2 separate regions of the Homo sapiens genome follow, and region 2 is linked to region 1. The links are chromatin contacts, found by Hi-C or POLR2A ChIA-PET in ENCODE. All regions are on one chromosome and are shown on one strand. The core of a region is the stretch at or near the end of the contact, and the rest is flanking DNA. Distances in the headings are between cores, read along the strand shown.

The links. A loop is a pair of places that touch in the nucleus more often than their neighbours do. ChIA-PET counts read pairs that join two places held with the same protein, here RNA polymerase II (POLR2A). Pooled maps may share reads with other maps.
Region 2: a loop to region 1 is called in a map of mammary epithelial cell, with 12 times the contacts of the local background. The contact joins the enhancer-like site here to the promoter of LINC03010 in region 1. A Hi-C loop is called at or near these places in 3 of 168 maps with a recorded cell type or tissue (MCF 10A, PC-9 and mammary epithelial cell), 1 of 37 single-sample maps with no recorded cell type and 7 of 50 pooled maps. POLR2A ChIA-PET finds 5 or more read pairs at or near these places in 1 of 52 experiments (GM10248).

What each region holds. Positions count from the first base shown.
Region 1 is chr7:155,380,624-155,383,673 of GRCh38, forward strand. It overlaps LINC03010 (long intergenic non-protein coding RNA 3010), which reads left to right and starts at 1,453. Exons shown (of 3, transcript NR_147174.1): 1 at 1,453-1,692. RefSeq lists enhancers at 699-1,510, 1,511-2,322.
Region 2 is chr7:155,596,369-155,599,418 of GRCh38, forward strand. No RefSeq gene overlaps it. Among named protein-coding and RNA genes, the nearest start is that of RBM33-DT, 47 kb to the right of the region's middle. RefSeq lists a silencer at 2,447-2,741. Within about 2 kb of position 1,588, at least 2 of the 41 ENCODE cell types and tissues checked have a DNase peak (open chromatin) inside an H3K27ac peak, as active enhancers do.

The sequences.
Region 1 (3,050 bases), core at 203-2,702:
ATGACTCTACAAGGCTACGTTTTGTTCTTCGGGAGCACAGTTTACCTGGCCAGTGGGCTGAGGATCAGAGAAGCCTCACCACCTAAGGTGGGGAGAGGGGCTGCAGACTGCCCAGCCTGGCCCCAGCCTGCTGGAGGTCCCAGTGCAGAGCCTGCTTGGCGAGACAGAAAGCAAACGAAATCACTCAAGGGAAACTTCGCTGGAGACAAAACACATTCAATTTCCTGAGGATTCTGCTTTCTCTCAGGAATTATTTGCTTTTGCCGAGGCACATTAAACAAATTAAACACTAAAAATGGAAGCTCCTTTGCTTCCTGGCTCAGAAAATAGTTTTTTTTTTAAAGGATATAGTACGAACAGTAATACAAATGAAAGAAAACAGTAACACTCTAGCTCTTTAAAATAAACTCATGTGGGCACCTAAAGTCCTTTTTGGCAAATTCTTATCTTGTGGGGCAGTGCAGACAATGGGAGCTTGTGCTAAACGGCTGCTGTCACTCTGCTGACATTCCAGGAAGCTTCCACGCAGCTACTTGGGCATCTTTTCACACCTTCACCTTCCAAACCGCAGTCCCTGGTGATCCTGACTTTTGCAGCCTGGCTCTGGGTCCACACGGGGCTGGAGAAGGGGATTCGGTCTGAATGGGTTCGTGGAGGGTGGGGCAGGGGGCTGAGCTGAGGAACGCGCTGGCGAGGGAGTCAGATACTGTTACTTCGTATTTTAGGAATGTATTTCTCCTGCACACCCCTCCCTCCCCTGCCCACCCCCCTCTCCCAGTATCATTGCTCTTTGAAATGTCATGAACTTGGCGCTTTCAGACCAAACCGCCGGGCTCAGGCCCGAGACAATGGGATTGTCAGAGGGCCAGCGCGGAGCTTTTTCTGCGTGTTCACGGAGCGTTAAGCCTTTATCCCACAGAACGGCTCTGTCTGACCGGGTCAGACAAAAGCCAACTTGCATCTTCCGCTCCGAGGGGATCTGGGCAGAGCCCGGGTACAGCCCTGCGCGGCCCCAGGGAGAGGGGGGAGAGGGCGCGTGTCCCCAGCCCTGCCAAGTGGCGTGGGGAGCGCGAGGCCCTCCTCGGTCAGAGCCACCAACTCTGGTCTCCGTGGACATCCCCCTTCCCCCGCCCGCTCCCGAGGCTCTAGGGCGGCCTCCTGGCCGCTGCCTTCTCGCACCCAGGGTCTTCGGCCTGGGCTCCACACCTCAGGCCCCTCAAGTAATCGGCCTCTTGGTGGCCGGGCACTGCCTTTCCGGCTGCTCTCTGCACCCGTCTGCCCCTCCGGCCTCCCCTGGCGGCTACAGGCGTCCGGGGCCCTCGCTCCCCAGCTCCAGGCGTCCCGGGAGCCAGGCGCGCAGCGGGGCGAGTTCTCGTGTCCGTGTGAGCGCGGGCGTGTGTATGCGTGCGCGTGCACGAGCGTGAGTGTGCGTGAGCGTGAGTTTGAGTGTGCATGCGGGTGTGAATGTGTACATGTACACGAATGTGAGTGTGAGTGTGCATGAGCGTGAGCGTGCGTGTGCGTGCGAGTGTGCACGAGCGTGACTGTGAGTGTGCGTGCGTGGAAGCGCGGCGGGGAGCCTGGCTGAAGGCCTGCTGCCTGCATGGCTGTCAGAGAAAAACAGAAGTGGGAGCCTGCTGCGGGCTCCGAGAGGACTTGATGGGAGCCCTGGCGCGCGCTGGGCACCGCGCGGTGAGTGTCGGGGGTGGGGGCCGCGGGTCTCCAGCAGCCCCTGCCCTGTGCGGACCGCCGCCCCGAGGGTCCCTGCTTGCGGGTCCGGGGCTGGGCGTGCCTGGCTCCCCCTTGCCCCCTGCTCCACCGGCAGGATTCAAGGGACGAGAGCTCTGGGCTGCGGAGAGTTGCCCTGGCTGGCCCCGTCCTGCAGCAAAGGGCGGGCGGCGCGAGTGGAGTGTGCGGGGCAGGCTGGGCGGCAGAGGGAGCCCAGGGGAGCCCATGGCATGGCACCGCCAGTGTGGGCTTATGAGGAGGTGCAGGCCGGGACCTCAGGCTGTGGGCAGGACCGCAGGCAGCGGCTGGCAGGCTCCAGGCAGGCTCTGGAGGACCCGGGATTTAGGTATTTATGCAGTGAGAAGGCAGGGGTTTGGGTGTTCTTTCTCCCCTCTTCCTCCTTGGAATTCAATTTCTTCGAAGGGCAGGGGGCAGGCCGGGAGGGAGGGACAGAGAAAGAGGCCGCGAGCCACAAATGCCGCCCCCCATCTGTTCAGTAGGGCTCACTTCCTGAGGCAGGGGTCCCTAGCACAGGGTCTGGGGAAGGCAAGGTGGGGGGTATAGGCTACCCAGATAAGGAGGGACTTGCTAGGTAGTGGCCCTGGGTCTTGAGGGGCTGGTTCCATCCCGATTGGTCCCCTGGTGCCTGGAGGGCTGTGGAGGGTCCCAGGCCTAGAGTTGGGGGCTGAGTGGGAGGACGGGCCTCACAACCTGGGATTTCTTTCCAGCTTCTGGGTCTGGATCTGGGCCTCCAGTCCCCAGCTGTGAAGCAGGAAGGGAGGGAGGGAGCCTTTCTGAGACCCTCCAGCCTCTACCCTGCAGGAAGAGGTGGATGTAACCTTGAGCATAACCTTGAGCAAGTCTTCCCAGCTTTTTAGGCCTCCACTTCCTCACCTGTAAAAGGAGCTGATGGGGGTAGACCATGTCGAATGTTACTTCTGGCTGAAACATTTTTTGTTGTGTTTTGTTTTAATTTGTGCAGAGTTGGACCTACTCTCTCATGGTGCAAATTTATTTCATTTCAGTTTCCGAGGCCAGGCATAGAATCCCTGTATATTCCCAGGGACAGTGACGCCTTATGCAGAGGATGGGCAACATAGAAAATAACCCTACCTGGGGGCACAGACAACTTATTCTTTAAAATGACCAAATGAAGCTAAATTGAAACAAAATTTTTTTTAAGTGAAATGAAACCAGTGATGCTGAGACTGAGTTGGCAGGCTGGGGAGGAAGACCTGGAAGCGTGTGTGGGCTCTCTGGGGAGTGCTCCTGGCTGGGTGCGGTCTCGGGTGGCCAGGCTGGGCAGAGGCGTTTCAGGATTT
Region 2 (3,050 bases), core at 338-2,837, 220 kb after region 1:
TCCTGTATCAGCATCCCCAGGCCTCCCTCCCTTTCACCTGGTCCCTGTCCCGCTCCACCCGGACACTCACAATTGGCACCAATTTCCTTGATTGCAGAGATGCCTGGGAGCCCCAGAGCAACCTGTACCTGGACCCCAAAAACCACAGAACCTAGGAGGGGGAGCAAAGAAACGATTAATTATCAAAAATAAATTGCACACATTAAAATGATGGTCACAGGAGGGCAGAGAAGTCAAGAATTTAGGCTTTACATTTTAAAACCACAGTTTTCTGACTCCAAAACATCTGGTTTTGCAACTGAGGAACATGGGAAAATGCCTAGTCTCTCTCCAGGGAATCCCACATCCAGCTATTTTATTTGTTTCAAAGCATTTTCATCAGATTTTAAAGATGGTTTACTGCCTGAAGATGAAAGGAATGCTTGTCGGAGTAATTTTTCATAGTTCTGCTCTTTCATCTAACTAGATCAAGAAACTAAGCAGGTGTTTAGGAAAACGGCTGCATTTTGTACCTGTGGGAGCTTCAAAAAGCAATGGAGATGCAAAACGGTTCTAAAATTATCCAGACACATTTTGCATCTAGAAATATGTGCATATTCATTTACCTTCAAATTCCTAAAATGATGCCTTCTGAAGTTGCCACAGTTTTCCCTTCTGTTTGCAGTGTTGATGCCTCATCTCCAGAAGGTGGGGAACGTTTTGTTTTGGTTTGGTTTTGGTTTTTTTAGACGGAGTCTCGCTCTGTCACCCAGGCTGGAGTGCAGTGGCGCGATCTCGGCTCACTGCAACCTCTGCCTCCCAGGTTCAAGTGATTCTCCCACCTCAGCCTCCCAAGTAGCTGGGACTACAGGCACATGTCACCACGCCCAGCTAATATGTTGTATTTTTAGTAGAGACGGGGTTTCACCGTTTTAGCCAGGATGGTCTCCATCTCCTGACCTCATGATTGGCCTCCCGCCTTGGCCTCCCAAAGTGCTGGGATTACAGGCATGAGCCATCTGCCTGACCTGGAAGGTGAGGAATGTTCTTTTTGCTGCCCAAAGCAGGCAGGATTCCTGAGACTTACTCATCGGCCAAAAATATTCCTCAACTGCAAATCTCTTAAAGGCCACCTGGATCACCTTAGTCCCAAGCCTCACCCAACTGGACACATCACACAAGCATCTACCAACAGGGTGTCTAGCTTTGGAGTTCTTCCGAACCACAGCAGCAAGCTCATGAATGCCTCCTCAGCACTGAGCAGCTGGGGGGTGTCTGTGCTGAACATCCTGTGTCTCCGTGTCCCATCCAAGCTGTCTGGGGTTGGCCCCTATGAGAAGGGCTCCTCACTCATTAAAAACACGTAAACATGGCAATGTGGGGTGGAGAGTGACAGCCCAGGCCTACGTTGAGGTTTGGTTCCCAAAGCTCATTTTGATTTTGTTTTCTTTCCTAATAGCCATTTGATGGACTGAGAGCTCCTAATGAGAACACAAACTTAGACTAAATAAACTACTAAGTTGAGAACTTGGATCTACAAGCAGGCATATCTTTCTAAACTGTGAATCATTAACTGGGTCTCAGACTGGCCTTGCCAAGTGTACTGCATTTTTGAAGTGGCCTAAATGGGCTTGTTCTGCTCCCATAGATCAGTCCTCATGCTTTCCCAGCAGGAAATTGATTGTGAAAGAAAATCTTCTGACTAGAAAGGAAAAGAAAAATGTGCATCTTTCATCAAATACTAAAAGGTATTTGATGATTCATATTTCAGTTTGAAACTGACTTGCAGATGCGTCTCCTTTTACTTTCACCATTTAACCCATGCAAAATTTGCATCTAAGAATAATAAAGATTGATAAGATCTTGCATTTCAAAGTAGGTTTAAGATACTGGTGTTTCTGCACCCCCCAAAATGAATGATGTTATGAACAATGTGTTAACCCAATTATTTTAAGTGAATAAAAGATATTTGAAAGAAATAGGAAGCATATTTTCCCAAACAGAAGAATTCCTTTGTAATGCAATTAATCAAGTGCTACTTTTAAGTTATTCACCTTATGAATTCGAGTTTTGAAAATCTGATTTTTCTAAAGCAGAATATACCTACCCAGCCTGGTTTGAATTTCCTATCCCCTGCCCCTGATTTCCCTTTGAACAGACGAAACAAAGAAAGTCTGCAACCTTCAATGCGATGGCTTCCCGAAGGAGTTCCAGTTACTCAAGCATTCTCTAAAATCCTATACCAACTCTGCTGTTCAAGGACCTTTTATATAACGTCAACAAGATCTCTAGCTTTTCCTTATCATCATCACCACCATCACCATCACCAGCTCCACCACCATCAAAGTTGTTGCAGAGCCAATATGGGAGCATCAAACTGCAAATCTGGATTGTTCCGGAGCATTTGTTCAATTTTGAGTGAATTAACAGGCCATATTTAACAACATATGCTCATATTACATATTCTCCAGAAATATAAAACAGGCTTAAACCCTCAGTCATCATTTCAGCCCCATATTCTAAAACTGGTCCTTTCTCAGGAGCCGTTCACACGCAGTGCCGAGGACGGCCAGCAGATGGCAGCACCAAGGCTCAGAAAGAGCAGAAACCAAGCGGGAGCTCAAGGAGCGTTCAATGCCCACCGTGATATCGTCAGGACACCTAAGAAAGGCAAATGATGTTCTCTCTTCGTTATTTTCTTTCTAAACACATTTGACAACCCACCTTTTATTAACACGTCTGCATCCTCTGAGACAATGCTTTTGCACCACCACGCTCCTGCAGCGCAAGGTCTCAATCAGGGATTAAGAAAGCTAAGATCCTATATAAAGAATATTTATGGCTTAATTGTCTTGAAAGCTTGGCATGGTAATTGAAGAATTCAAAGGTCAAAAAATCTACTTTGTCTTTCTTATTTTTCAGAAAATCAAGAAGCCAACAACGCCAAGATTGATGGAAATACATTTTCCTTGTCTCTTCCGCACGTTATACTAAGTGGTAATGTCAAACTGCCAGGACTTTCTGATGTTTTCTCTCTAAAGGTGAATATGCCTGAGTGTGCCCCGATAGAG